Linked DNA regions of Homo sapiens: region 2 is linked to region 1. A link is an interaction called in ENCODE POLR2A ChIA-PET data of the cell type or tissue named here. Cell type or tissue: PC-9. All regions are shown on one strand. Each heading gives the region's core, and the rest is flanking DNA. Links, peaks and the distances in the headings are about the cores only.

What was found. Peaks named below come from ENCODE experiments on the same cell type or tissue, not always from the same donor. Only the 100,000 strongest peaks of a DNase experiment are listed, where the experiment ranks them.
Region 2: POLR2A ChIA-PET joins it to region 1 with 5 read pairs; 3 of 35 experiments call an interaction of 5 or more read pairs at or near these places.

Annotation. Positions count from the first base shown.
Region 1 is chr3:122,826,793-122,841,489 of GRCh38, forward strand. It overlaps SLC49A4 (solute carrier family 49 member 4), which reads left to right. Exons shown (of 9, transcript NM_032839.3): 3 at 8-273; 4 at 6,525-6,654. Among named protein-coding and RNA genes, the nearest start is that of SLC49A4, 39 kb to the left of the region's middle. In PC-9, for the core only: no CTCF peak of the experiment used is centred there; no DNase peak of the experiment used is centred there.
Region 2 is chr3:122,885,624-122,903,328 of GRCh38, forward strand. It overlaps LINC02035 (long intergenic non-protein coding RNA 2035), which reads left to right and starts at 890. Exons shown (of 1, transcript NR_024618.1): 1 at 890-6,793. RefSeq lists an enhancer at 4,797-4,886. In PC-9, for the core only: no CTCF peak of the experiment used is centred there; DNase peaks (open chromatin) are centred at 7,858 and 8,608; H3K4me3 peaks cover 493 bases; H3K27ac peaks cover 1,861 bases.

The DNA of each region.
Region 1 (14,697 bases), core at 9,204-14,203:
ATTCCAGATTAATTCATGGAGGACAGATGTTAAATGGATTGGCAGGTCCAACTGTAATGAATGCAGCACCATTTCTCTCTACGACGTGGTTTTCTGCAGATGAAAGGGCCACAGCCACAGCTATTGCATCAATGCTCAGTTATCTTGGGGGAGCATGTGCATTTTTAGTTGGACCACTTGTTGTTCCAGCTCCCAATGGGACATCACCTCTTCTTGCTGCAGAGAGCAGCAGGGCGCATATTAAAGATCGCATAGAGGCTGTGTTATATGCAGGTAATTTGAAGTTTATTTTCTTCTTGTTATACTTTGTCTTTTATCTCAATCATCTTCACTCTACTTTTTGTATAACAGATACCTTCATATGAAATACTTGAGAGGACTAATATGTAAATTTACATGCACTGTGCATTCCTTGTCATATGATATAGAGATGCTTAATTAAAACTGAACACTCTTCCTAGGAAGTTAAGTTTTAAATTTATTATTGCCACATGGAGGGGTATTTCTTAATTTTAGTCTTTTCATCTATTTACGGTTAAGTACTGTATAACACATTTTCTATGTCCTCTCTAGATATCTTATCAGGATATAAAACGTCATGACTGACAATAACCTTTTGTTAAACATCTATCTGTTGGTAGGTGTTAAGCCCGTTTTCTCCCTTGTAGTTTCTCCATTATTAGCCATGTTCTGTAACCTTATTTACCTTGATCATCTACAGTTTATCCTCATTTCCTACTCTCTGTATGTTTAGTCTGTTATCAGGGATACTGACCTTTCTAAAATATTCTTTGAATTATTTTATTTCTAGAGTCAAGCCCTGGTCCACTCTTATAGTATAGTCTCCTACGGATTTTCATAGATATAGCCCCTCTCTCTATATCCCTGTTTGTTATTTCCTCTGCATTCAGAACACTTTTTGTAGGTGTTTACTATATGCCAAGCACTGTGCTAAGCACTAGGAATTGGTAAGGTCAACGATGAGACAATTATAATACAAGTAGAGATATACAGAGGTTGGGAGACCTAACTTGCCTGGGTTTGTAGGGAAGTTGAGGGGGCAGGAAAGGCTTCAACAAGAATGTAATAATTAAAGTTAAGAATTTTGTAGGAGTTCACCAAGTGTTTGAGTGGTTAGTGTATTCCATACAGAGGGAACAGTAACTGCAAAGGCAGGGAAGGTATGAGAGAGCTCAGTATGTCTAGGGAACTGCAAGTAATTGAGTATGGCTGGAGTGGTGTAAATGTTTGTGTTTGGGTATGGGTAACAAGTGGCAGAAAATGAGACTGGAATGATAAGGGACCCAATTATACTGAACCTTGTTTTAACTTTTTTGTTCACTTATAAATTTCACAAACATGTTTTGAACGCCTATGTATCTGTCACTATGTGAGTCACTGAGATAGGCATGGTTCCTGGTGTAACAGAACTTACAGTGTCCTGAATGGTACAGACAGGTAAACAATTGTAAAATAGAGCAGGGAGTATTATAAACCAAAGGCCTACAATTGCTCTGAGAGCTCGGAGAAGGAGCACCTAACCCAGATTTTGGAGGTAAAGTAGAGCTTCCTGGAGATGCAGCTTCTAAATCAGAGCCTGAGGAATGAGAGAACGATGGTTAAATACAGTAGGCAGGAAGATTACACTGTAGAGAGGAAACTTAAAGGAGAAGTCCAGTGAAGGGAGACACCCTGGTACGTTCAAGCCCAGAGTGGCTTAGATCTAGTGAGAGTACTAGTAGGTGAAGCTAGAGAGGAAGGCAAGCCCCACGCAAACCTTCTAAGCAGGCCTGAAGGGTTTAAGGTTCACCACATTGTAGGCAAAGGCCACACTCTGAAGAACTGTATGTCAGAGAGTTATTTGATGACATTTACATTTCAAAATATGGTTTAGAAGGATTAAAACTGAAAGCAAGGGTAGCAGCAGTATATAAAGCATTTCACCTCCTTTACACAACTTATTCCTTTTAAAGAAAAAATAAAAATGTAAAAATGAGTAAATAAAACTGAACGCAGGTGAAACATAAGTTTTAAACTTTATTTTGGTCATGTTATTATTTTTATTGAAAACCTAAGCAATGATTGTATTTTTTACATGATGTTAAGCACTGTTAAGCATATATTAATGCAGTACATGCAGCTCATGGTTCTCATGCAGTCAAGCAGAAGCCCCTGCTCAAAGCTTCCCAGTTACTTCTTCATTGCTTTCATGTTTGCCAATCTGCCTTTCTGAAAGACTGTCCCAGGACTTCATTCTATTCAAAATACTGTACTAGAATTGTCATTTTAAAAAGTTAGAGATTCTTAAATTATTCCCGACAAAGGTAACATAAGAAAAGTAAACTACAGATCCAAATCTCAGATGAGTATAAACACAAAAGTCCTGAACAAAATACTAGCAAACTGATTCCAGCAACATATATCATAAAACGGATGATATACCATGACTAAATGGGATTTATTCCAGCAATGCAAGGTTGGTTTAACATTCAAAACTCAATTTATGGAATGTATCATATCAGCAGATAAAAGGGAAAAAACATGATCATCTTAAAAGATGAAGAAAAAGCATTTGACAAATCCAACACCCTTTCAATGAACTGGAAACAATCAATGAATTAGGAATAGACAGGAACTCTCTCAACCTAATAAAAAGCATCTATTGGAAACCCACAAGAGGCCTGGCACAGTGGCTTGTGCCTGTAATCCCAGCACTGTGGGAGGCCGACAAGGGAGGATCACTTGAGGCCAGAAGTCTGAGACCAGCCTGGCCAACATAGCAAAACCCCATCTCTACTAAAAAGAAAAATGGCCGGACATGATGGCACATGCCTGTAATCCCAGTTACTCGGGAGGCTGAGGCACGAGAATCGTTTGAGCCTGGGAGGCAGAGGTTATAATGTGAGCCAAGATCACACCACTGCACTCCAGCCTGGGTGACAAACAAACAAACAAACAAAAAACCTGGAGGTAACATCACATTTCACTTCTAGGGTTATGAACAAGACAAGGATGTCCATTTTTCCATGCCTTTTTAAAACTGTGCTGGAGGTTCTAGGCAGTATCACTGAACAAGAAAAGCAAAAGATATCCAGATTGTAAGGGAAGTAGTAAAGAATATCTCTGTTGAAAATGATCTTGAATATAGAAAATTATCTGGAGTTCACTAAAAACTATTAGATCTAAAAAAAGATTTTAGCAAAGTTTTATGGTACAAGATTAATATGTAAAAATCAATTGTCTATATATTGGCAATGAACAATCTTAACATGCAATTCAATTTGCAATAGCATCAAAAAGAATAAAAGATTTAGGAATAAACTTAACAAATGAAGTGCAGAACTTATAATCTGAAGACTACCACTGTTGAAAGAAATTTAAAAAGACCTAAATAAATGGAAAGGCATTCCATGTTCATGTTGGGAGGTTTAATATTGTGAAGATATCCCCAAGTTTATCTGCAAATGTAGTGCAATCCCTTTAAAAATCCCAGCTGCCTTTGTTGCAGAAATCGACAAGGCGATCCTGAAATTTACATGGAAATGCAAAGGACCAGCAATATCCAAAACAATCTTGAAAAGGAACAAAATTGGAGAACTCAGACTTCTCAACTACAAAACTTATTACAAAGCTATAAGATAGCATAGTACTGGCATAAGGATAGGCATATAAATCAGTAGAATAGAAATGAGATTCTAAAAAAGTGATACTGCGTAGAAACGCCATTACATTTATGGTTAATTGATTTTTCAGAAGGGTCCCAAGATAATAAGGGAAAAAGTCTTTTCAGTAAATGGTACAGGAATAACTGAATATCCAAATTCAAAAGAATGAATTTGAACCCCGTTGTTAACTCAAACCTAAATGTAAGAGCTAAAACTATAAAACTCTTGGAAGAAAACTAACAAGTAAATCTTTATGACCTTGGATTAGGTGAAGCCTTTTTATAAAAGACACCAAAAGCACCAGTGACAAAGGAAAAAAGATAAATTAGACTTCATCACAATTTAAAATTTTTGTGCTTCAAAGAACCCAGAGAGTGAAAAAGACAGTCCACAGAATGGGAGAAAATAATTGCAAATCATATATCTGATAAGGGACTTATATTCAGATTATATAAAGCATTCTTACAACTCAACAACAGAAAGACAACGCCATTAAGAAGTGGGTAAAGGACTCAAACACATTTCTCCCAAGAAAATACACAAATGTTCATCGAACACATGAAAGATACTCAGTGTCATTAGTCATTAGGGAAATGCAAATCAAAACCATGGTAAGATACACTTCACACCCAGTAGGATTGCTAGAATCAATAAAATGGAAAATAATAAAGTACTGGCAAGAAAGTGGAGAAATTAGAACCTTCATACATTCCCATATGTGGGAATGTAAAATGGTGTAGCCGCATTGGAAACAGTTTCACAGTTCCTCAAAATGTTAAACAAAGATTACCATACAATCCAGAAATTACATTTCTAGATATATATCCAAGTGAAATGAAAACATACACCCATGTAAAAATGTATACATGAGCATTATTTATAATAGCGAAAAAGTGGAAACAACCCAGATGTCTATCTACTGATAAGTGGATGAACAAAATGTGATATATCTGTGCAATGGAATATTATTTGACAATAAAAAATACTAAAGTACTGATACATACTCCAACATGAATGACCCTTGAGAACATTATGCAAAGTGAAAGAAGCCAGTCATAAAAGACCACATATTATATGATTCCATTTATAGGAAATGTCCATAATACTCAAATCTATAGGGACTAAAAGTAGATCAGAGGTTGCCTAGGGCTGGGAGATTGAGAGTAATGGGTACAGAGTTTCTTTTTGGGTTGTTGAAAAAATTCTAAAATTGATTGTGGTTATGATTGTACAATTCTGCTGGTAAATGAAAAACCACTAGATTGTGCACTTTAAATGTGTGCATTGTATGTCATGTGAATTATATCTCAGTGAAGTTGTTTACAAAAATGCCAGTAGATGGTCAAAGAATATGAATAAGGCAATCATGCAAGACATACAGGTGGCCAATATGCATATTTTAGGTGCTCATTCAGTATTACTAATAATTAAAATAACTCTAAATTAGAACAGTTCATTAACTTCTTGTTGCTCCTTAGATTGACAAAGACTAAACAGACTGAAAACACCAAAAAAAAAAAGAAAGAAAAAAAAGGAATCTGCTAACAATCTTGTGTTTAAAAAAATAGGAATCTTTAAATTTCTAACTGAATTAAACAGAATTATCTGTGGTTAATTGTCTTATAGGAATGTTGTCCTTTTTTGCTAAGAATATAGCCCTAGAATTAAAATTATCCAACTGAAAGGACCTCTAGAAATCACTAAATTCAATCTGTTTATTGGCCTAGAAAGATTAAGGGATTTGTTCAAATTACAAGCTAATTAATGGCATAGACAGGTCTATATTCCAAGTTTCCTGACTTTTCTACTAGGGCTGTGCTTTTCTACAAAATTGGACACAGTTATCAAAAGCTGGAACTTCCAAGTGCCAGAATTATAGAGGGAAAGATTGGGATGCTAGAACCTTCCCTTCTATAATGGGGACAAATTAAGATTGTTTGGGTATTCATTTTACTTCTGATTGTTTAATACTCTACATTAGCTAGTCTTGTGTTTAAATTCTATTCCCTGTCTCTTGGTCTCTTATTTTTGGATGCTTTCTTGTTCAAATTTTCCATACAGTCTGTAAATTGGGTCTGTCTTATACAATGCATCAGACTATCCTATTATGAATCAAACAAACCTCCTATCCTGTTATTTCTTACCAGTTTTTTTTTCTGAATGCCACACTTATTAGACAATCATCCTAGACCTGTTTCACAATCTCTTTTATAGTAAGGTACTGTTGGCTTTTAATGTTTTCTCCATAAGACAACATTTGTTTACTTCCTCAGTCTTTTTATCTGTGTGCCATAGTATCAGCATATACATCATTGTTAGTATAACCTCTTTACCAATTACTTGTTGAAATTTATATTTTTATATATTCAATTTTGTTTTTACTAGACTGAGCAATCTTGGCTAGATACTATATTTTGCTTATCTCTATACGTCTCAGACTCAGTTGATACTTAGTAAATATTTGTTAGATAAATAAATACCTGAGAGGCCGGGCATGGTGGCCCACACCTGTAATTCCAGCATTTTGGGAGACTGAGGCAGGAGAATGGCTTGAACATCACTTGAGCTCAGGAGTTCGAGACCAGCCTGGACAACATGGTGAGACCCTATCTCTACAAAAATAAAAAATAAAAATTAGCCTGGTATGGTGGCATGCATCTATGGTCCCAGCTACTTGGGAGGCTGAGGCAGGAGGATCACTTGAGCCCAGGAGGTCAAGTCTGTAGTGAGCCATGTTCATGCCACTGCATTCCAGCCTGGGTGACGGAGTGAGACCCTGTTTCAAAAAACAAATAAATACTTGAAGTCTTCAACTTTTTGTGTTTCCTGGTTAACATTTTACCTATTTTTTTCTTTCAGAATTTGGAGTTGTCTGCTTAATATTTTCTGCAACACTAGCTTATTTCCCACCCCGACCTCCTCTTCCTCCCAGTGTTGCTGCAGCTAGCCAGCGGCTGAGTTATCGGAGAAGCGTTTGTAGATTATTAAGGTAAATATACTGAGAGTCACTGGATGGCTTTGACTGACACCTTCAAGGTAACTTCAGATTTTTAAAAAATAATTTAAGATAGTAATTTTTCAGCAACCTATTAATTAGGTTGTAAGTAATTGATAAAATACTAATTGAATATTTTAGATTTCCTACCAGAAATCTATCTTGAAAAATCACCAAAAACAAAAACTTCTATAATTTTTGCCTTCTCTACATATCACCTATACTATTATTTGCTTAATGTTTTAAAAATCAAATATTTTATTTTTCTTAAATAATTTTCTTTTTTAAAGAATCCCATATCATACAATAGTGTCTGTGAAATCATGAATTCTATGTGTTATACTTTTCCTAATATGCACATTATTTTAACTTATTATGTATTTGTTAAGGCATATTAAAATAAGCAGGTGGTAGTCAATACAAAGTGAATAAAATAAATAATATTATTCACATATCACCTGAAATCATTTTCTGTACGAGCAGTAGGATCATACTTTAAGAAACCAAATATATTATTTAATTTTATTGGTATAACTTAGTATAGTTAGATTAAACTCTACTCTTGAAGGCTCAAATGCCCAGTACTGAATTTAATTCTTGGGATATATAAAATACCACTATTGATTATGATTTGCAGTTGGACCACTAGACTTTGTCATTTGAAATTTTTTCACAGGTAGTTGTTATGAGTTTTTATTGATTCTTCAACAACTCTCTCTAAATTGGTTCTTTCTTTTCTTGGGTTCCTCTCCCCAGATGGTAAGTTTCTTGTGGTCAAGAAGCAGTATCTATGTCTTTACATCTGCTGCAGTAATACTGTCCAGTAGGAATAAAATGCAAGCCACATAAGTAATCTTACATTTTCTGATAGTCTTCAATAAATTTTTATAAATCAAAATCATATCAAGTATCTTCTGTGACCACAGTGGAATAAAACTAGAAATCAACTCCAAAAGGAACCCTCAAAACTGTACAAACACACGGAAATTAAACAATCTGCTCCTGAATGATTTTTGGGTTAACAATGAAATCAAGATGAAAATTAAATTCTTTAACATGAACCGTAATAGTGATGTAAGTTATTAAAACTTCTGGGATACAGCAAAAGCAGCGCTAAGAGGAAAGTTTATAGCACTAAATGCCTATATCAAAAAGTCTGAAAGATTACAAATTGACAACCTAATGTCACACCTCAAGAAACTAGAGAAACAATAACAAACCAAAACCAAAGCCAGCAGAAAAAAAGAAAAAACAAAGATCAGAGCAGAACTAAATAAAATTGAAACAAAAAATACAAAAGATCAATAAAACAAAAAGTTGGCTATTTGAAAAGATAAACAAAATTGATACCCCATTAGCTAGATTAACCAAGAAAAGAAGATTCAGTTAAGCTCAATTAAAAATGAAAATGGAGACGTTACAGTCAATACCACAGAAATACAAAAGATCATTCAAGACTACTATGAACACCTCTATGGACACAAACTAGAAAATCTAGGGGAAATGGATAAACTTCTGGAAACATACAACCCTCCTAGATTAAATCAGGAAGAAATAGAAACCCTGAACAGACCAATAATGAGCCGTGAGATTGATTCAGTAACTTAAAAATTGCCAACCAAGAAAAGGTTATGGTCAGATTGGCCAGATGGATTCACAGTTGAATTCTACCGGACTTTCAAAGAAGAATTTATACCAATCCTACTGAAACTATTCCAAAAGATTGAGAAAGCAGGAATCCTCCCTAACTCATTTTATGAAGCCATCACCCTGATACCAAAACCAGATTGAGAAAGAGGGACTCCTCCCTAACTCATTCTATGAAGCCAGTGTCACCCTGATACCAAAACCGGAAAAAGACATAACAAAAAAGAAAACTACAGGCCAATAGCCTTGATGATCATAGATACAAAAATCCTTAATAAAAACACTAGCTTACTGAATCCAACAGCACATCAGAAAGATAATACACCATGATCAAGTGGGTTTCATACCAGAGATTGTTTAAAATACGCAAGTCAAATGTGATATATGACATAAACAGAATTAACAACAAAAACAGTATGATCATAATAGATGCAGAAAAGGCATTCAGTAGCATCTCTTTATGATAAAAAAAAAACCCTCAACAAACTAGGCATAGAAGGGACATACTTCAAAATAAAAGCTGTATATGACAAACCCACAGCCAACATCATACTGAATGGGAAAACTTGAAAGTATTTCCCCTGAGAACTGGAACAAGACAAGGATGCCCACATTCACCACTTCAGTTCGAAAGTACTAGAAGTCCTAGCCAGAACAGTCAGGCAACTGAAAGAAATAAAGGGCATCCAAATTGGAAAAAGAGGAAGTCAAATGATCACTGTTTGCCAATGATATGATCATATACCTAAAAAACCCTAAAGACTCTTCCAAAAGACTCCTAGATTTGATAAATGAATTCAGTAAACTCTCAGGTTACAAAATCAGTGTACACAAATCAGTAGCACTGCTCTACACCAACAACGAGAAAGGCAAGAATCAAATGAATAACTCAGTCCTCTTTACAATAGCTGCAAAAAAATTAAAATACCTAGGAATATTCTTAACCAAGAAGGTGAAATATCTCTACAATAACTACAAAACACTGCTGAAAGAAATCATAGATGCCCATTCAGTGTGATATTGGCTGTGGGTTTGTCGTAGATAGCTCTTACTATTTTGAGATACATTCCATCAATACCTAATTTATTGAGAGTTTTAGCATGAAGGGTTGTTGAATTTTGTCAAAGGCCTTTTCTGCATCTATTGAGATAATCATGTGGTTTTTGTCTTTGATTCTGTTTATATGCTGGATTACATTTATTGATTTGCATATGTTGAACCAGCCTTGCATCCCAGGGATGAAGCCCACTTGATCATGGTGGATAAGCTTTTTGATGTGCTGCTGGATTCGGTTTGCCAGTATTTTATTGAGGATTTTTGCATCGATGTTCATCAAGGATATTGGTCTAAAATTCTCTTTTTTGGTTGTGTCTCTGCCAGGTTTTGGTATCAGGATGATGCTGGCCTCATAAAATGAGTTAGGGAGGATTCCCTCTTTTTCTATTGATTGGAATAGTTTCAGAAGGAATGGTACCAGCTCCTCTTTGAACCTCTGGTAGAATTCGGCTGTGAATCCATCTGGTCCTAGGAGCATTCCCTTTGAAAATGGGCATGAGACAGGGATGCCCTCTCTCACCACTCCTATTCAACATAGTGTTGGAAGTTCTGGCCAGGGCAATCAGGCAGGAGAAGGAAATAAAGGGTATTCAATTAGGAAAAGAGGAAGTCAAATTGTGCCTGTTTGCAGATGGCATGATCGTATATCTAGAAAACCCCATCGTCTCAGCCCAAAATCTCCTCAAGCTGATAAGCGACTTCAGCAAAGTCTCAGGATACAAAATTAATGTACAAAAATCACAAGCATTCTTATACACCAATAGCAGACAAACAGAGCCAAATCATGAGTGAACTCCCATTCACAATTGCTTCAAAGAGAATAAAATACCTAGGAATCCAACTTACAAGGGATGTGAAGGACCTCTTCAAGGAGAGCTACAAACCACTGCTCAATGAAACAAAAGAGGATACAAATAAATGGAAGAACATTCCATGCTCATGGGTTGGAAGAATCAATATCGTGAAAATGGCCATGCTGCCCAAGGTAATTTATAGATTCAATGCCATCCCCATCAAGCTACCAATGACTTTCTTCACAGACTTGGAAAAAACTACTTTAAAGTTCATATGGAACCAAAAAAGAGCCCGCAATGCCCAGTCAATTCTAAGCCAAAAGAACAAAGCTGGAGGCATCATGTGACCTGACTTCAAACTATACTACAAGGCTACAGTAACCAAAACAGCATGGTACTGGTACCAAACAGAGATATAGACCAATGGAACAGAACAGAGCCCTCAGAAATAATGCCGCATATCTACAACTATCTGATCTTTGACAAACCTGACAAAAACAAGCAATGGGGACAGGATTCCCTATTTAATAAATGGTGCTGGGAAAACTGGCTAGCCATATGTAGAAAGCTGAAACTGGATCCCTTCCTTACACCTTATACAAAAATTAATTCAAGATGGATTAAAGACTTAAACGTTAGACCTAAAACCATAAAAACCCTAGAAGAAAACCTGGGCAATACCATTCAGGACATAGGCATGGGCAAGGACTTCATGTCTGAAACACCAAAAGCAATGGCAACAAAAGCCAAAATTGACAAATGGGATCTAATTAAACTAAAGAGCTTCTGCACAGCAAAAGAAACTACCATCAGAGTGAACAGGCAACCTACAGAATGGGAGAAAATTTTCACAACCTACTTATCTGACAAAGGGCTAATATCCAGAATCTACAATGAACTCAAACAAATTTACAAGAAAAAAACAACCCCATCAAAAAGTGGGCAAAGGATATGAACAGACACTTCTCAAAAGAAGACATTAATGCAGCCAAAAAACACATGAAAAAATGCTCATCATCACTGGCCATCAGAGAAATGCAAATCAAAACCACAATGAGATACCATCTCACACCAGTTAGAATGGCGATCATTAAAAAGTCAGGAAACAACAGGTGCTGGAGAGGATGTGGAGAAATAGGAACACTTTTACACTGTTGGTGGGACTGTAAACTAGTTCAACCATTGTGGAAGTCAGTGTGGTGATTCCTCAGGGATCTAGAACTAGAAATACCATTTGACCCAGCCATCGCATTACTGGGTATATACCCAAAGGATTATAAATCATGCTGCTATAAAGACATGCAAACGTATGTTTATGGTGGCAATATTCACAATAGCAAAGACTTGGAACCAACCTAAATATCCAACAACGATAGACTGGATTAAGAAAATATGGCACATATACACCATGGAATACTATGCAGCCATAAAAAATGATGAGTTCATGTCCTTTGTAGGGACATGGATGAAGCTGGAAACCATCATTCTCAGCAAACTGTCACAAGGACAAAAAACCAAACACCGCATGTTCTCACTCATAGGTGGGAATTGAACAATGAGAACACATGGACACAAGAAGGGGAACATCACACACCAGGGACTGTTGTGGGGTGGGGGGAGGGGGGAAGGATAGCATTAGGAGATATACCTAATGCTAAATGACGAGTTAATGGGTGCAGCACACCAACATGGCACATGTATACATATGTAACAAACCTGCAGATTGTGCACATGTACCCTAAAACTTAAAGTATAATAATAATAAAATAAAATAAAAAGAAATCATAGATGACACAAAAAAATGGAAACACATTCCATGTTCATGGATTGGAAGAATCAATATTGTGAAAATGACCATACTGCCCAAAGCAATCTACAGATTCAGTGCAGTTACTATCAAAATAGCAACATCATTTTTCATAGAATTAGAAAAAAAAATCCTAAAATTCATATGTAACCAAAAAAGAGTCCAAATAGCCAAAGCAATCCTAAGCAAAAGGAACAAATCTGGAGGCATCACATTACCTGACTTCAAATTATACTACAAGGGTATAGTTACTAAAACAGCATGGTACTGGTATAAAAGTAGTCAATGGGACAGTCCAATGGAACAGAATAGAGAAATCAGAAATGAAGCCAAATACATACAACCAACTAATCTTCAGCAAAGCATACAAAAACATAAATTGGAGAAAGGACACCCTATTTAATAAATAGTTCTGGGAAAACTGGCAAGCCACAAGTAGAAGAATGAAACTGGATCCCTATCTCTCACCTTATACAAAAATAAACTCAAGATGCATCAAAGACTTAAATATAAGATCTGAAACCATAAAAATTCTAGAAGATAATGTTGGAGAAACACTTCTGGACATTGGCCTAGGCAAAGAATTCATGACTAATACCCCAAAAGCAAATGCAACAAAAACAAAAATAAACGGGACCTAATTAAACAAAAAGTTTCTGTACAGCAAAAGAAGTAATCATCAGAGTAAACAAACAGCCCACAGAATGGGCGAAAATATTTGCAAACTCTGTATCTGACAGGAGACTAATATCTAGAATCTACAAAGGAACTCAAACAGATCAGCAAGAAAAAAAAAATCTCATCAAAAAGTGGGCAAATGTCATGACCAGGAGACATTTCTCAGAAGAAGACATACAAACACTAACAAACATAGGAAAAAATGCTCAACATCACTAATCATCAGGGAAATGCACATTAAAACCACAATTAGATACCACCTTACCCCTGCAAGAATAGCCATTATTAAAAAGTCAAAAAACAATAGATGTTGACATGGATGTGGTGAAAAGGGAATGCTTATACACTGCTGGTAGGAATGTGAGTTAGTACCACCTCTATGCAAAACAGTATGGAGATTCCTTAAAGAACTAAAAGGAGATCTACCATTCAACCCAGCAATCCCACTACTGGTGTCTACCCAAAGGAGAAAAGTCTTTATATGAAAAAGACGTATGCACATGCACATACATGTTTATACCAACACAATTTGCAATTCCAAAGATATGGAACCAACCTAAGTGCCCATTGACCAATGAGTAGGAAAATGAGTGTATATACACCATAGAATACTACTCAGCCGTAAAAAAAGAACAAAATAATGCTTTTACATCAACTTGTAGGGAGCTGGAAGCCGTTATTCTAAGTGAAGTAACTCAGGAATGCAAAATCAAACACTGTATGTTCTGACTTATAAGTGGGAGCTAAGCTTAGGGTAGGCAAAGACAGAGTGGTATAGTGGACTTTGGAGACTCAGAATGGAGAGGATGGTGGAGACTGAAGGGTAACAAACTCCATATTGGGTACACTGTACACTACTCAGGTGGCAGGTGCACCAAAGTCTCAGACTTCACCGCTATCCAATTCATCCTTGTAACCAAAAATCATTTGTACCCCAAAAGCTATTGAAATTTTTAAAAATTTGTTTTAATTTTTTGTATATTTGGGATAAAAATCTTTGAAAATTTTTAATAATCTTATTTTAACAGGAAAAATAAGTAAAATTAATTAGAAATAAGTAAAATTAATAAGTAAAATTAGTTCTAAGAAATGAGTAAAATCAATTTTAGTAGCATATTGTTTAACCAAGCATATCTAAAACATTATTTTAACATGTAATCAATATTAAAACTTATTAATGAGATATGTTATTCATAACATCTTTGATATTCAGTGGATATTTTGCACTTAAAGCACATGTCAATTTGGACATTAAATTTTTACTGGAAATACTTGATTTCCAGTAGAATTAAGTGGAATATTTCAGATATCACTAAATTTACCGTTGAAAAAGTATGCATTGAGCAATGTCTCTTGTATTGCACTGTTTATCCTAAGTTAAAAATAAATAATTAGTTTCTGAAATTTTGAATCAACAGATATTTGCTATCGTTAGAAAGGATCTTACATTCTATAGGCCATTGTTTGGGGCTTAATTGCAGATCTAACACTTCTGTAGAATACTATTTTTATTCTTTTCCTCGTAATTTTTAACAAATTTCCATAGCTAAAAACAATTCCTTTACCATCTCTTGATCTAAAATGCTTTTCTTTTTGTACAAGGATCCAAACAGTTTTATAGCTGGCCAAATTATTAGTTCAGATCTGTTAAAAATCATTTAAGTGTTCATTGGACATTTAATTCTGATTTCAGGCAACTAATTTTCTTGATTCTTTTTTGATCTGAAAAGAAACGTCTATAAAATTGACCATGTGTTTGCTAAAATGTCTTTTAATATTATTCACTTAATTATTCTAAACTTTTTTTCCACAGCAGACATTTTATTTTGCTCTGCTGTAGCAAATTGTAATTGCCGTTCATTGTGAAGTTTGCAACATGCCGTCTTCTCTTTTGGTCTCTTCTTTCTACAGGAAATATTCAAATACACAAATTACAATGTCACATGTCACATCAGTGTGTAGAAAAAAATAATTAGAACTGAATCCATTCATTGACGCCAATATCAGTGATGGATGATGATACTAGAGACAACACATGCCCCAGCATGCACACTA
Region 2 (17,705 bases), core at 4,785-9,784, 54 kb after region 1:
TTTCACCATGTTGCCCAGCCTGGCTTGTGCAATTTCGTTTTTTGAAAAAATAGCTAATGGAGATTCTGATAATTCTTATTGTTTCCTGGTCAACTTCTGTGTCTTTCCTAATTTTCAAGCTGTCAGTAGAAATGATGAACTGTAGCAGGCCAGAAGCTCAGCTTCATTTGGTCACTTTTTCCTTTCCTGTCTTCTTGCCCATCCAGCTTTCCCCTTTCTGATGGTGTCTTCTTATTTCTGACAATGCTTGGGAGCGAGCTGTGTGACACCCAGATTTTACGAGTTGCCAGCGGTGGAGAGGAGAGAGCCGGGCATGCAGATTCTTCATGGACCCTACTAGAGAGGACAGAGAAAAAGAGCACTGGTGTAGGAGCCCACGGGTCTGGCTCTTAACCCTGGCCTGGTGACTTCAGCTATTTGACCTTGAGCAAGTCACTTCATTTCTCCTTTAGCAACATCTCTAAAATGAGGGAGTGAGCAAAAATGTTCCCTTAGATTTCTTCTAATTCAGAAATACCAGTTGATTCTTATTTAAATATGAACATGACCAAAGCATGTGCAGTCTGTAAAGCTGGAGAGGTGCCCAGCACCTTGGTGTTTCCATTTGTGCGGTAGCCCCCCTCATGTGAGCCCTGTACGTGAACATATGAAATCTTATGCTGCATCCACATTCAATAAGAAGAAATTGCTTTTTCAGTGTCTGTGGGAGGAGATAAGCTGCAGGTGCTGTTTATTTTCCCAAAGGACTTTATATATGAAACACAGGGTTTATTAAATGTATCAAATGCAATAAGAGAAAAATCTGTCATCTGATGTTGAGATAGCATACTGGGAGCCAGGTCGGGGTACTGCATTTGCTCACCAGAATCAGATCAAACGAGATACGAGTCCTTTGGTTTGATTGGATTCATCATGAGGCAGCATGGGTTTGCACTTGTAGAAATCAAAACTGTTAGGTCAGGTAGTAAAGCCAATCCTTGAACTTACATCTTTAGTTAAGGCATCAAAGAATTGTAAGTTGCTTTGCAATGATGCCATCTCCACATGGTCAGATTCTTCCAGTAAACTGTGCAGATATTTTACAGAATAAGAGCTAAGTTTCAGCATGTCAAGGAATGATCTGTACTCAAGTGTTAGTAAACAAGGGTTTTTTTGTTTGTTTGTTTGTTTTGAGACAGTCTCTGTCATCCAGGCTGGAGTGCAGTGGCATGATCATAGCTCACTGTATCCTCAGACTACTGGGCTCAAGTGATCTTCCTGCCTCAGCCTCCTGCGTAGCTAAGACTACAAGCGCATGCCACCACCCCTGGCTAATTTTTTATTTTTTATGGAGAAGGGGTCTCACTATGTTCCCCCAAGCTGGTCTTGAACTCCTGGACTTAAGCAATCCTCCCACCTCAGCTTCCCAAAGAGTTGGGATTAAAGGCGTGAGCCCCCATGTCCGGCCAACAAGACTTCCTCGTGACTATAATGTGAGCATAATATTAATAGCTCTGAGAGAGAGAAGTGAACCAGAAGACCAACCTCAGTGTCAGGAAGTCTGGGCGTCTGTCTTCTGCATGGCTGAAGACATGGGGCTTTGGGCAAGTCATCTGTTCTCTTTGAACTTTGGCTTCCTCACTTCTGAAATAGGAGGGTCAGAGAAGATGTTTCTTTTTGCTGAAAAGTTTTACAGTTCTCTGATCTATACCCCTTGGTCACACACAACCAAAAAGTAGAAAACATGAGTGCAATACTTTTCCACCAGTACTCCCAGTTTATACATTATCTTCTCAAACCAATAAGGAACTTCTACAAGGCCCTGTTAGTGATGTGTTACAGGTGCCAGCATTAGGGAAACTTTCAGACTGTTATATCTATTCGTTCCTTCATCCATGTATACTATTCATTCTGTATGCAGAGTAATTTATATATGTACAATTACATGGCAGTGAAAGATAATCAGAAAAATGAAGTTTTTTTTTTTTTTTTGAGATAGTTTTGAGACAGAGTCTTGCTCTGTTTCCCAGGCTGGAGTGCAGTGGTGTGATCTTGGCTCACTGCAACCTCCGCCTCCCGGGTTCAAGGGATTCTCGTGCCTCATCCTCCCGAGTAGCTGGGACTACAGACATGCGCCACCATACCCAGCTAATTTTTGTATTTTTAGTAGAGATGGGGTTTTGCCATGTTGGCCAGGCCATTCTCGAACTCCTGGCCTCAAGCGATCCTCCTGCCGGCTTCCCAAAGTACCGGGATTCCAGGCATGAGCCACCATGCCCAGTCAGAAGGTTTTTTTTTAAAAAACACACTCCTGAACTAACAATTACAAAGAGCTAGTGACAATTTCCCAAATAATTATGCATAACAGGAGCCCATATATTGTTCTCAAATCATAAACCATAACTGATTTTGAGGAAAAGACATTCTGTCCCACTGATATTCTTTTCATGAGTAAGATCTGGATCTGTCTGGAGGCACAGAATTAATTTTTGCATGAGGAATCCCAACCCTACCATCATTCCATGGCTGAGGAATTGGTTATTACTCCTATGGGAAATTGGGAATGTTGTTGGTACCCCAGCCTTCTCTTAAGACAAAATTTAACAAATGCATACATGCTAAGATGCTTATACTCATAAGGCTTTGTGGGTCTCCTTTCTAAGGGGAATTTGAATACTAACAAGAACAAAGGCTAAATACCAAAAGGGGGCTTTCTAATGGTAGAATTTGGGATATCAGGTAGCCACATAGAGCAGGGCTACTTTGGGGGCTGGAGACTGCAGAAACCCTTCAGTTTATACGTGTGAGTAAACCTAATCACACTTGATGTATTGCTAGTGAAGTCCCAGCCCCCTGAGCCTTTGCAGAAACCCAAAGAATGCTAAAAAGGGCAGGTTTTAGTTCCTGCCAATTATTTCATTTACTACAAATGCCCCGAGTTCCGAATTTACTTCCCTCCCCACCAGAAATATGTCATTTTGGAGGCTTGTGAAAATTAAGCATTAAGAAAATCCCGCCTCCATCCTAATACACTGCATCCACAAGTCCCAAACAAAATCACTTCCTTGGCCTACACACATAACTACCTGTTTCTGTTTAGGTCTGTGACTCAGAAAGTGCCTGGAAGAAGTCATGAGAGGGAGTCGATCCCATCTTACCTGCCATAGGAAGAATAGGGCCTGCTCAGTAGAGTTCAGTGTGTGTGTTGAAGGTGGTGGTTCTTAGTCCTTCCCTGAATTCACTAATTCGCATTGCACTCACTCTTCCTGATCAATGAGTTATTGCTGAGAAATCATTGTAGTAAGTAATACAGGTATCCCCAGTAAAGCCATCCCTCTCCTCCATACCTCCGCTGTCCCTTGGGTTTTGGCTCCAGGATCCTTGCCCCATGTCCCAAAGAATCCCTACCTTGGGCCTCCCTCCTCCTCTTTTGTCAATTGCACTTGACCTTTTCAGGAAAAAGAAATCAATTGATACCTTAGTCCTAATGTTTGACCCTTTTCTATCTCAGAATAGAGAAGTCCCTGTATTTGTTCTTTTTTTACTCAAGTTTAATATAGACCACCTAGGCACAGAAGCTCCGTGCTATATTCTGTTGCCTGTAATTGTCCTTCCATCTAATTGGGAAAAGGTTACTCTATTGAACCATCTGCTGATTCCCTTACCTTTTCACTCTTTTGTCAGTATTCCTTTACCAGTAAATTCTTGGTTATCTAGGTCCTGAAGTTTCATTCATGTTTTTTTTAAAAGCTTTAATTTTTCTTAGGAAAACTGTTTCTCTCATCTTAAAGCAGACTATGATCTTTTCTACTTTGTTATACAATCTGAACATAATGAACACTCTAAAGTCAGGCATGGATTTTATCATAAAAGCAGATCGTATTAAGATTTTTTTAAAAAAGAACCAGGATTGAGGAATCTGTAGCTAATAATTTAATAATTCACCAGCATGTTTTGGGCTCCCACTTCATGCTGGCCACTGGGCTAGGCACTGAGGGTGCAGAAGCAAACAAATCAGCCTCCTGGCCCTCAGATTTGCATTCCAGTGAGTCCATTCATAAAACCTAACTCAAAGCCAGCAACACCCCCAAAAGGGCTGTTGGAAGCTTTGTAGCTCATCTGTACAGCTGTCTTGATTCCTGTACGGGATCTTACTTTCTTGGGAAAATATGTTCTAAATCCTGTTTCCTTGGGCCATTAAAAATCCATGCTGTCCCTAATCAATATATAGTTATGTGTGACCTTCTTAGAATTAAAAAAATGCCGCTGGACAGCCTTTGAAGGGAAAGGCAGAGAAATCTGTTTTGATGGCTTGAAAATAAGTGAAAAGGTTTTTAGGGAAAGCTAACAAGCTTTCAAAGATTTCAGATCTGCCAGCATTCATTCATTAAGGCATGGGATTAGGCCAAAAGAGCCTCCTACCAAGGGAGAGACAGGAACCATGTAAGGAGATCTGTGAGACCGCAGTGGAAGAGTATTGAAATAGAAGCCAGACCTGTAGACGTATTTGTTAATATGTGTGCCAAGCCAAAGTACAGGAGGAGGCTTGGAGGCATGGAGTTGTGGTGGAAGCAGGTTCTGAAAAGCAGAACTCTGAAGCTGGCTCATTCTCACGAAGTCATCTGGCCCAGCCTCCCGCCTCCAAGCACATCCTGCCTGCAGAGGGTCTGGCTAGCTGCCTTTTCAGCTCTCGAGGGATAGAGATTCTACAACCTCCCTCTGTCATCAGTTCCAGAGCCACTCCCCTTTGCACTAGAAGTTCTTGCTTTCAAAGAATGAGGGTGTGAGGGAGGGAGGGGTCAAGAAACAGAGTGACAGGGGAAACAGGCAGAACAAGTCAGGGCAAAGGACCCCAGCATGAAGAGTTGTGGAGGTGGAGGTGGGGAAGCAGCCTCACATCTCACACTTCCTTCCTTCTCTTAAATGTGAGCAGCTGACTCCAAGCCTTGTGGAAACTCTAGAAGGTAGAACCAGCCATCTGGGGAAGCTGGCCTTACAGATGCCCCGTCTGGCATAGTGGAGGTTCCTGTGCTCTGAGAACGCAGTGTGAATCTAGACATCCACTGCAGCCTGGGAAGAGCTGTGTTTTCTTCAAAAGTCTTTAACTTTCACAGTCACCCCTCTAAAGAAATGTTCTCTGATTGAAGGCATGCTTCTATTCCTACTTTATTGTGTTTCATGCATTCTGCCAGAGTAATTACTTTTCATACCAATTCTTGGATGCAGAGAAATCTCTGGTAGTCTAAGGGGATTTCGATCCAAGTAAAGCTACTATCTCCTATTCCATCCAGACTTTTCCGTCTGCCTCCATTCTCTCAGTCACATACCTAGAAGCAAGCCAGAAAGCCTGTCCAACCAAAATCACTCTCCAAAGCCCAAGCACTTTATTGTTCTCCCTGTCTGTTATCGAGCCAAGGTGTATTTGGCCTCATTTTATGCCATTAGTTGTCTGGCTTTCATGGCTCTGCACCACATTACAGTCAGAGCAGGAAGGCCAGCAGTGGAGATAGAATTATGGCAGAAACCCAGAGTAGAGGCCTCTGCTGGTGAGGGAGCCTGCAGCACTCTCCACGCTGGTGGGTCCTAGCATGCCCAACAGACCCCCATCCCTTCCCATCAGCCTTGGGCCTTGAGTCTCATTCCAACTCATCCCCTCCCCTTTCCCTTCTTTCCAGTCCCAGGTGACACTTGATGCCTCTGACTCCTTTGAAGAGGGCATCAAGAAGTGAAAGAACAAAGTCCTTTTCTGTTCGGGATCTGGGCCCATCCTGGGAGAGGTTTTTGGCAGAAATGGCTGCAGTGGAACCCTCTGACTGCCAGGGTGAAATAGTGCTCCAGCAGGCTGCGGTAGACTCACTGCCAGAGTGGGTCAGGACTGGCCCAGAGGACAGGGTCGTCTCTTGAGAGTCCTCCCAGCTCCAGGGCCTGATTTTAAAGCAGTAACACGAGGATATAGGTTATATACAGGCTCCTGGAAGGCAGGTGCCGCAGCTCCTGTGACACCCCATATGCCTGAGCAAGCTTCTCCAGCACAAGAGATGATGCAAGTATGAATGGGTACGGGGGGAGCTTAAAACCTGCCAACACTGAGACTTGATGCCAGGGGCCGTGCACCCGCTCTGCCACCTGCTAGGTCTGTGCAATGGTCAGAGCAGAGGTGTGTGATGAGTTCAGCTCCCAAGCACATCCACACTTAGGAAGTGTTCTGTGTGTTTTTAAATAATCCTTACCATGTAAAGATTGTATTACATTTGTATACAAAATTTTTTTGCATTTTACTTTTGTAATATTTGGGGTTTTATAGATTTTTATTTTATGGCCAAGTATACTTTTGTAAGGAAATGTTGAAGTCTTGAGTATTTTTATTCTTTTAAAAAACTATAGTTAGTGTCAACTGTGAGCACTGATAAATATTATTCATGTGTGGTTTTCCTTCTTTTTAATCCAGACTTTTTAAGAAACTGTTTTGGCATAGAGCTTTACTTAAAATGCTGCTTCATTTTACACATTGTGAATACTGAAGATTCTAAAAAATAAAGATGCATTTAAAATCTCTGTGCTGTTCCATTGTAGAAATGGTAATGTGCATTGCTTTGCCAAAGTGGTAATTAAATGTTTAATGGTTTAGAACTCCTAGTTCACAACAGGGCTTCTCGTCATCACTTGCAGCGTGTGAGCTTCCAAATAAGCCGCCATTTCTTTGGAAAACGCACGCACTTAGGCATGGCGATCTCCTGTTCCGTTAGGAAATACGGTTATGTTGACATTATGGTTACTGTGCTTGTGGTTTTGCAATAAACATGTATTGAAAGCACTTGTGATAACGTGGTCCGCATTTTGTTTTTAATCAAACTCCAAATGGCAGTAGAAGTGGAGCCAAAGCTTCCTGAGCGTTCGGGCAGCAAGATGTGGTGAGAAAAAAAATACGAGTAAGGAAGCAGAGGCGGCTGGGCCAAATCCTTCTCCTCCGCAGCAAGCCCGGAGACGGGGATTCCGTTGTCTCTTTTGGAAATCCCCTGTCCTCATTCATTTAAAAAACATAAAATCAGGGAGGGAGATAATTACATTTACCTTTGCCTGGATTTTATGGTGTTGGAATAGAGTGAGGAGCACAAAGCTCCTGGCACATTTTGATTGCCTCATACGTGTTCCTGGCCTTCTTCCCTCCCTTCCCTCTTGAGTCTTCAGCGTCTATTCAATGAATGCTGGTTGGGTGAACACACAGTGTACCTATCTTAATGCCATATAGGAAACAGAATTCTTACCCTGATTTTTAAAAATAATTTTTCCATCATAAAATAATACACAGGGCCAGGCACATGCCTGTAATCGCAACACTTTGGGAGGCAGAGGCAAGAGGATAGCTTGAGCCCAGGAGTTCAAGGCTGTAGTGAGCAGTGACCCTGCTACTGTACTCCAGCCTAGGTGACAGAGTGAGACACTGTTTAAAACAAAAAACAGCTATTAAAGACTTTTAAATACAGAAAAGTGTAATGCTTTCTTCTTGCTGTAAATGTCTTTTAATATAGTACAGATTGTACTGTGTTTTTGTTTTATATTCTTAACATTATATCCTGAACATTTTCCCATAACAAGGAAACATAATTTAAAATTTCATTTTATTGTGGGACATTAGGTTGTTCCTGAGGAGATCGATTCTGGGGAATACCCATTGTATATTTATCCTAGTTTCTGATGATTTTGTTAGAAAAGATAACCAGAAAGCACGTTACTTTGTTCAGATATGAAGACTTTAGCTCCCGATATGTGTCCCCAGGTTAGTTCTTTAGCCAGCCCCGTAGGGTCTACTAGCAAATGAATGCATTTCAGGATTCTGCTCAGGTGAGAAGGGTGACAGGAGAGTGAGTCACACTGACCTCTTCCCCTTCCTGTTCTTTACTTACAAACCACATGCCCTCGGCATGAATGGGCCCTATTTCACCTCTTTAGTTCTTTCTTATATAAAACACTGGACCTGATAGCGGGGTGCAGTGGCTCACGCCTGTAATCCCAACATGTTGCGAGGTCAAGACAGGAGGATCGCTTGAGGTCAGGACTTAAAGACCAGCCTGGTCTCCACCAAAATAAAAAAACACACACACATGACTTGATGATCTTTAAGACCATTCAATTCTTAATTCTAGCAAAAGACAGAAAGGAGACGATGTAGGAAGGGCTGGAGGGAGGGAGGCAAATTCTCATTTGGATATAAATGGAGATGGGGAGGCCCTATAAGGGATACTTTCGTTTTTCACTAGTGGTGTCTTAGAGAGTTGTTTCATGCATAATTTATTGGATGAGTATCATTTGTTCCCTAAAGGATGCTAGGTTATATTTTTGAATTTTGTCAACAAAGCAATTTTTATGAAGCTGAAGATCATATTTTTCACATTTACTTTGACATATCCGTGACTCAGATTGCGGAAACAGGCCTGAACCCCCAGTGCTTCTTAGCTCAGTAACAGTGGTGATAATTTTGGGTGCTTGCTCTATGCCTGATACTGTTCCAAGCACTTTCCATGCCTCAGCCTCACAGCAAACCCGGAGTAGGTTCTATTATTAGCTCCATTTTGCATCAGAGGAGAAAACTGCCCCAGGTCAAATAGCTGGTGTGTGGGGTGGAGCTGGGTTTGAGCCCAGGCCATGTGGCTGCTGCAGAGGCCCGGGCTCTAACCAGGAAACAGTAGGTGCTGGGTAGCTCTTTATCCAAATGTGGAGGGAAGGGGGTTTTCCGAGGGCCATGGATTTGTACAGGCTGCCCTTTGTGCTACACGAAGTCCTTTAATCAATTTACTCTTCTCAGAACCCCTGCGAGGTAGGTGTCACCACCCCCATGTCACGCAGCACACAGCTGCTCAGTAAATAGTGGGGCTGGAGTTCGGAAGTCCACGGTCATCCCTCAGCATCAGGGGCCCTTGGATCAGGGCAAGGGGCACAAGAGGCTCACAAGCACGAGAGACTGAAGGAAAGCAAGAACTGCCTTTCCTAAAACTGATCTAAGACAGCGCCTGCTGACAGGAGGTCACGGCTGTGTTCCGCTTCCCGCTTCCCCTTTCACCTGCTCCCTGTTCCCACTTCACAAGCAACAGATGCATCTCTCACACCTAGCAGCACTGCTGCGGAGGTCCTGGATGTAAAAAATAAAAATAAAAAAACTAATAGTAAAATTAAAACCTCCTCACTGCCAGAAAAAAGTGAGAGAAGACGATTAAGAATGTGCGTCCACGGTACCTCTTACGACAGTTGTCATGATGAGTCCAGGGTAGCGCTTTGTATCTGTCCCTTTTCTGTATGTATTTCTGTCCCAGACAATGTGGCATTAGAGATGGGGTGCTTTGACTTGGGATTTTCAGGATTCAGATGGATTATAGAGTGGAGGAGCAGAAAGAATGGCAATTGTTGTTTAATAATCTTACTTCTCCTGTTTCCCAACTACTGTGAAAGATCGCCAAACCGCTGAAGACAAGTTCTGAGAAAAGAAGGCAAGGAGGGCATCAGTGAGCAACCATGAGGGCAGCAGGACCTTGTTTCTTCCACGTGACACTCGGGTCAAGGCTGCACACCTTATCTAACTATATTCCGGGTTGGAATAAAGCATGCTGCTTTTGAGTTCATCCTCTCTGCCTCTTCACCATTCTCAGTAGTAAGGAGGAGCTTCGATAGTACTTCCTTCTCTGGTGCCTTGGTCTGTGTCCCAGGGGCATCCTTGAGAATATTGCAAAGAGGCGAAGGTAGGAAGTTCCCTATTCCTTACTGTACAGATGAACAGTACACCTTCGAGTAAAAGGAACATTGTAAGAGGTAAGTTTGTATTTTACATTTTCTTGGACATTTATTCATACTTTTCTAACCACTTAATGAAGGTACAGTTGACATACAGTTAGCCTCACATATTTGAAGTGTAAAATAAAAGTTTTGACAGGTGCACACCCATGCATCCATCACTACCATCAAGATAGTGAGCACATCTACCCCCTTTAATATCCTTCCTTCCCTACCACCCCTCCTGTCTCCATACCCCCTCCCCAGGCAGTCACGATTTGCTCTCAGTCACTATAGATTCATTTTTATTTTCTAGAATTGTATATAAATGGAATCATACAGTATGTCCTGTTGTTCTAATTATTTTTGTCTGGCTTCTTTCACTCAGCATAATTATTTAGAGATTTATTCATGGTGCTGCATGTATCAATAGTTTGTTCCTTTTTATTGCTGAGTTAGATTCCATTGTGTGGCTATATCACAATGTGTGTATCCATTTATGTGCTGATGGATATTTGCATCCTGTGCAGTTTTTGGCTCTTATCAATAAAACTGCTGTGAGCCTTTGTGTACAAGTCTTTGTGTGGACATATGTTTTCCTTCCTCTTGGGGAAAAACCTAGGAATGGAATGGCTGATCATATAGTAAGCATATGCTGTTAAATACAGATTATAGCAACCCGTTGTTTTGGACTAAGCTCCTGCACCAAGCCCCAATGGACCACTCTAAAAGTAAAAATGGAGTCACTCATGCTAAAGTTCCATATCACCAAACGGAAAATAAGTTATTATCTGACCTTCTACGAAATCAGAAGAGAGAACGGCCAATTCCCCAGACAGGCCAGTTTCAGTCTTTAATGGGCATGACAATGAAGTTCTCCATGTTTTCATCCTTATGACAAAAAGTCACCTGAAGTCACCTGACGGGAACCAGTTATCTTTCCCCTGTTTTGTCTCCCTGTCCCCCGTCACATGGAAAGTAACTTTGAAATGACCTCTACTCTTTTCTCTTAGTTTTTGCTTTCTTCAGCCCTTCTCTGTCTATAAAGCCAGCCTCTTCTGTTCAGCTCATTGGAATACTTACTCTATTTTATGGAATGAAGTGTTGCTCAATTCTAGAATGGCAATAAAATAGATAAATAAATAAAATAAATAAATAATTAAAATAAAACAAATAAATAAATAAAACAGATAAAGTTCTTTAAGCTAAATTTGTTATAATTTTTGTCTTTTGAAATGCTTGACTTCCAAACTGTTTTCCAAAGTGGTTTCATTTCTCATTCTCACCAGCAGTGTAGAAGAATTCCAGTTGTCCCATATCCTTACTATGCCTTGTATGATTAGCCTTTTTTTTATTTTCATTTTTTATTTTTATTTTTTGAGACAGACTCTTCCTCTTGTCACTCAGGCTGGAGTGCAGTGGCACAATCTCAGCTCACTGCAACCTCTGCCTCCAGGGTTCAAGTGATTCTACCACCTCAGCCTCCTCAGTAGCTAGGACTACAGGTGCGTGCCACCACACCCCGCTAATTTTTGTATTTTCAGGAGAGACAAGGTTTCACTATGTTGCCCAGGCTGGTCTCGAACTCTTGACCAGTAATCCACTTGCCTCAGCCTCCCAAAATGGGATTACAGGTGTGAGCCACCGCACTCAGCCTGATCAGCCTTTTTAATTTTACCCATTGTAATAATATGCTGTGGTATCTCGTTGTTTTAATTTGCATTTTCCTAACGACTAAGGATGTTGATCGTCTTTCCACTTGTTTATTTACCACCCCTAAATCAGCTCTGGCGGAGGGCCTCTTCAAACCTTTTCCCCATTTTTTTACTGGATTTTTTTTTCCTCACTGGATTTTTGTTTCTTGGTTTGGTTTTTGAGACAGGGTTGTGTTCAGGCTTGTCTTGAACTCCTGAGTTCAAGCAGTCCTCCCACCTCAGCCTGCTGAGTACCTGGGATTACAGGTGTGTGCCACCATGCCTGAGTCTCATTGGGCTTTGATCATTTTTTATATGTTCTGGATTTGCAAGTGTTTTCTCCTAGCCTGTGACTTATCTCTTCATTCTTTTAACAATGTCTTTCTTACTTTTGATGAAGTCCAATAAATCAATATTTTCTTTTATGGATTGTTGTGCCTTTGATGTCACATCAATCCTTGCCTAACCCAAGCTCATAAAGATTTTCTCGTATTTTTCTTTTAAAAGTTTTACCATTTTTATTACATTCTGCCAAAAGATTATCAAATACTATAAAATCCATATTCATCTTTTACTTGGGCACAAGTCTTCTCATCATTGCCAACTTGTCTATTTTTAAAAATTTCTGCCATAGATTTCAATGTCCACAATCTAAAAGATTTCGTCTGTAAATAATTCATTTAACAACAATGATTTTTCAATTTCTGAACTTACTGGCCTTCTGAGATGTCGCACACTCTCTCTTGTGCACACATTGTCTTTCTCTCCTGTTAATTTTTCTCATTGTGGTAATAAGTGACGTTTATTCTAAACTTCTGTTCTCTAAAATTTTACTTTGTATTTAATAATTGTCAAAATTCAAATATCTTTATAATGTTTGATATCAATAATAATCATGGATATCTTAATCCCAAATACATTTTTAAACTTAGATCTTATAAGACATTTTTAAAATTAAAATTATAATTCATATACATATTTTCATTGCAGAGAAGTATGATAGGTGAACAATGAAAAACTTTCAGGCTTAAAAATGTATTACATTAAAATAAAATTCTGTGGGGGAAGTAGAAGGATACTCCGAGGAGTAAAAGGAACAAAGCAAATTTTCCATTTGTTCAAGAATTCTTTCTCTATTTTTTTAAAACGCTGTACTTTTTAGATTCTCTTGACTACATTTTAAAAGAACAGTTATATTTTTAAAATGTCACTATTTACAATATGCCAGAAATTACATCTTTTGCAGCTCTTTACAATGAGAAATTCTAGATGTCAACGTAAAAATTGTGAGGGTGTAACTAATGTTTTGGAAATCTTTCAGAAAGTATGTGGTAAAAAAATAATAATAACAATAATAGTCTTCTACCCCACAGTACTTCACAGAAACGAACAAGCAGGAACATGTGTGGTGCTGGCTGAGAGCTGGATTCACTCCTCTGAGTGGGGAGATAAGATGTCCGGGAACTGGATTTACCTCAGCACATAGACCGTTTATTTCTGGATGTGGCCCAGGAAAGCAAACACAAATGTGTCAAACTCCTCTTTTCTCTGAAAGAGAATTTAAAAGTAAAGATCATAGGCCAAGCCAATGGTAACATCTTTTGGGCAAAGAATCTCCTTTGTAGGGTATTTGGGTAGAGGGAGAAGTTGGTCCAGGAGAGTGAGTTCTGAGCCACACCCGTGGATGTCCATGAGATAGAGAGCTCCTACAGTTACAAGAATCATAGAGTCACTTCAGCCATCATAAGAAGTGATTCGACTGGATATGGGTTGGAGCCAAGAGGGGGCCAGCTACCCTTTCTCTCTCTCCCTCCCTGTCTCTCAATCTCAGCCAGTCCAGTCTTTCTCCCTCGCAGTCTCGGTGTTTCTGCTACATTCTTCTATTGCTACTAGCCTATCTTATCCTCATTCTTCAGTCCAGATCCCACAGACAGCCACTCTGACTGGCTTAGCTGATTTCCCTCTGGGCTTTTGGATAGGGTCCTTCAAGACTGCACACCGTGGCAGGCAGCCAATCTGTAGCCATCCCTGTGCAAAGACCAGCTCAACACTGCTTGTCTGTTGGGAGGAGGATGGGTGGGAGGAGCTGTTTCAGAAACCTGGGAGTAATAGACATGACAAAACCGTGACTGAGATGTCCATTTGCCTGTCATTTTCTAGGGTGGAGATGGAAGTCTGGTCTTCCCATGCCCACTTGTCTCAAGCCCCTCCCACACATCAAGTGACAGTAACAGCTTTTCTATCACCATTTAGGGATCATATGGACATTAAAATGAAGATGAAGAGAACACAGGAACTCTGTAAGTCTAAAAAGATGCCCTAAACAGCCAGAAGGGCCCCACTCCTTGCCCGGATCACAAGTGCTGGTAACGGAGGGTTGGGGGAACCAGGGAGGAATTCCAGGAACCCTGGGCCTTGTCCCTACTCCTGAGATAAGGAAAGGGGTGGAAGAAGGGAGGGCCGTAGGATCCCAGACAGCTTCAGTGTCGAGGGCTTTGGGATTCCCTCTGCCCAAAATGCCCAGGTATAGATCCTGAAAGCCCCAACATCACTGACTTCTTTGAGGTCAGACCCTGAAAACCTTTATGCACAGTCAACCAGTCACACTTAGGCTGGAATCTGCGTAGCCAATTGGTATTTTAAAGAAAAGGAACCCAGGAAACATAAGACATCAAAAGAGGCAAGATTTGATGGCAAAAAAACAAACAAAAAAAAAGTTGTAAGCCGAGCACGGTGGCTCATGCTTGTAATCCCAGCACTCTGGGAGGCTGAGGCAGGTGGATCACCTGAGGTCAGGAGTTTGAGACCAGCCTGGCCAACGTGGTGAAACCCCATCTCTACTAAAAACACAAGAAGTTAGCTGGGTGTCGTGGCGGGCTTTGGTGATCCCAGCTACTTGGGAGGCTGAGCCAGGAGAATTCCTTGAACCAGGGAGGCGGTGGTTGCAGTGAGCCAAGATTGCACCACTGCACTCCAGCCTGTGGGACAGAGTGAGACTCTGTCTGAAAAAACAAAACAACAACAAAAAACCCAAACAACAAAACAAAACCAGGTGTAGTGTGGCTCTAAAGGAACATCTGACCAGGTTCCTGGGGAACCAGGGCCATGGGAGGAAGAAGGGACTCTTCTCCCATGAGAAGGGCCTGGAGATGCAGGGACTGTCAAGTCACTTTGGCCAACTTTTTTGCTCCCCTAGAATGAACTCTGCACTAAAAGTGGAGAATCACTTCTATGAGAGAAAGACATAAAAAGAAAAGATATAAGGTAATGTTACAGTAAGTTGGGCAAATCTATCAAAATTTAAAAACATGTATACTCTTTGAGTAATTCTATTTTTTCAGAATTCATTCTGCCATTATAGCTATATATATATAAGGATAGTATTCACCTGTATTCGCCTGTAATCCCAGCACTCTGGGAGGCCGAGGAGGGTGGATCACTTGAATCCAGGAGTTTGAGACCAACCTGGGCAACATAGTGAAACTTCATCTCCACAAAAAATACAAAAAACTAGCTGGGCGTGATGACATGCACCTGTAGTCCCAGCTACTCAGGAGGCTGAGGTGGGAGGATCGCTTGAGCCTGGAAGGCAGAGGCAGAGGTTGCAGTGAGCCATGATTGCACCACTGCACTCCAGCCTGGGTGACAGAATGAGACCTTGTCTTATAAAAAAAAAAAAAAAGAAAGAAAAAAAAGTATTTGCAACATTGTAACAAAAGATTGAAAATATCCTAAAAGTTCATCATTAGGGGTTTGGTTAAATAAATGCTGGTGGCAATTGTTGGGGAAAAGACAGACATGGAACACTCTAGGTGACAGATTGTTAAGTGGGAAAGCTGGTGCAGAATAGTGTGTACAGGTGAGCCCATATGTTGCCCAGAACACACACTTGGGCAAATGCTAAAATCAATATTGGGTTAAAGTTGGGGTCAAAACCAAATATTACCATCTCAGAATGAAACTCCTGGGATGCAAGAATTAACCTGAAATTTCATCCCAAAGAATGTAATTATTATTATAGTTTTGCTAATGGTCAAATTCTAAGTTTGACCTTATGGTGCAAGAACAGTAATCACTCAGCATGATCAGCTGCAAAATGGCTCTGTGATCACGTCACTGCAGTTCTTGTTGTTGTTGTTTTTGAGACAGAGCTTTGCTCTTGTCACCCAGGCTGGAGTGCAATGGCGAGATCTCAACTCACTGCAACCTCCACCTCCCAGGTTCAAGCAATTCTCCTGCCTCAGCCACCCAAGTAGCTGGGATTACAGGCACCCACCACCATGCCCAGCTGATATTTTGTATTTTTAGTAGAGATGGGGTTTCACCATGTTGGCTGGGCTAGTCTCGAACTCCTGATCTCAGGTGATACACCTGCCTCAGCCTCCCAAAGTGCTGGGATTACAAGCATGAGCCACAGCACCTGGCCTTCACTGCAGTTTTGTCATAAGAAATAGACGGTCACTTTCCACTGAGAATGGGAGAGAAGCCAGGTATTTTTCGGATATTACATTTTCCTGTACTTTTTTTCTTTTCTTCATTCTCTTTATATCCCTTGTTATGTCTGAATCAAAGGTGATTTGTCATGGATATTGTACATGGTTTTGCAATTTTTTTCTGCTTATGGAATGTTGAGATAGAAAAGCTAACATTCTTTTTTTAAAAATTCATTTTCATAAGATGTGAATTCCCAAATAGAATTTATTCCTGAAAGACTCATAACCTAAATGGAATTAAATATCAAAAATCAAACATAATTGTTAAAGGTGATTTTATTTACCATAATGCATGTGAGATATGCACCAAACTAGACAGATACTAGAGTTATGACTTAATCAAATATCTATTATTCTGACTGGTATTATTGAAAATTGTTTAACATTCATTGGCTTACAGAGATGATAATGTTCTTCCTAAAGTTATCTCACTAACATTCTCTCTCAATATTCTTTTTAATTCTCAGTCTTTTTCTCAATTTATTTGCTATTTAAAGGTGCTTGTTTTTGAACATAAAATTAGCAGCTTTCACCATCATTATGTGAAACATTAATTATTATGGCTTTTTAATCTTATAATAATAAATATATGTAGTTCAAATGACTGAGAATTTTAACATATGAAGCATAAAAGAGACTTTCACTTCAAGACTCATTTGATATTTATAGTGAGTATCATCTATTAATAAATCTAAATGGTATGCCTCATGCATATTACTAATGTTGATATGCTGATTAGATATAATGATAGACCGGGTGCAGTGGCTCACACCTGTAATCCTAGCACTCTGGGAGCCAAAGTGGGAAGATGGTGTGAACCCAAGAGTTTGACACCAGCCTGGGCAACATAGTGGGACTCCATCTCTACAAAAATTTTTAAAAATTAGCCAGGCATGGTGGCATGCGCCTGTAGTCTCAGCTACTTGGGTGGCTGAGGTAGGAAGATTGCCTGAGCCCTGGAGGCTGAGGCTGCAATGAGTCATGATCACACCACTGCACTCCAGCCTGGGCAACAGAGCAAAACCCAGTCTCAAAAAAAAAAAAAAGATATGGTGATAACCTGTTAACGATGACTGTAGATTAAGCACAAACTCTCAGGGATATTATAAATAATACTGAGGTAGGCATTCAGCTACTGAAACTTCCAAAAGCTGAGGTTGAAGGCCAATTCAAAGATTTCTACTGAATATCGAGGCCAAAGCTGACTTTTGGTGCATTTTATGTACACACATGATAAACATACATATATGTGTCTGTGTCCCTGATCTACCTCTAGGTGCCTCATGGAATGAGATCTTGGGGCCTAGGAATCAAGAATGGGAGATTCACTTTTTATTGGATATCCTTTTGTACTGTGAGCTCTTTGGAGCCTACACCCCTAGGAATCTCGGAAGGGAGATTTATCAGGGGTGGTGGGGGAAGTGGACCCTCTGTTTTTGAGAGTGCTCAGTGCTGGGCAGAGCTGATTAGGAATGTCCAAGTACGGTGGGGGTCCTGTATCCTACCAGCCCTGGAAACTGGGGTGCAAACCTAGGGAAACATCTCCCTTTTAGGGTGATTGGAGGGTGATTGGTGGAAGGACCTTATGGGTAGGGATAAATTTTCCCACAAACTCCAGAGTTCACATTTCAGACTCTAAAGCCTGAGCCTCCCCCAGTCAGCACAGCTACAGAATTAGAGGTGCAGCCCCCAAGGACTAAGTGAGTGCCCTGTTGGCAGCTCAGGATGAGGAGAGAGGCTTTTCCAGAGCAGCGTGTTTGGGGCTGGCCTGCAGGGT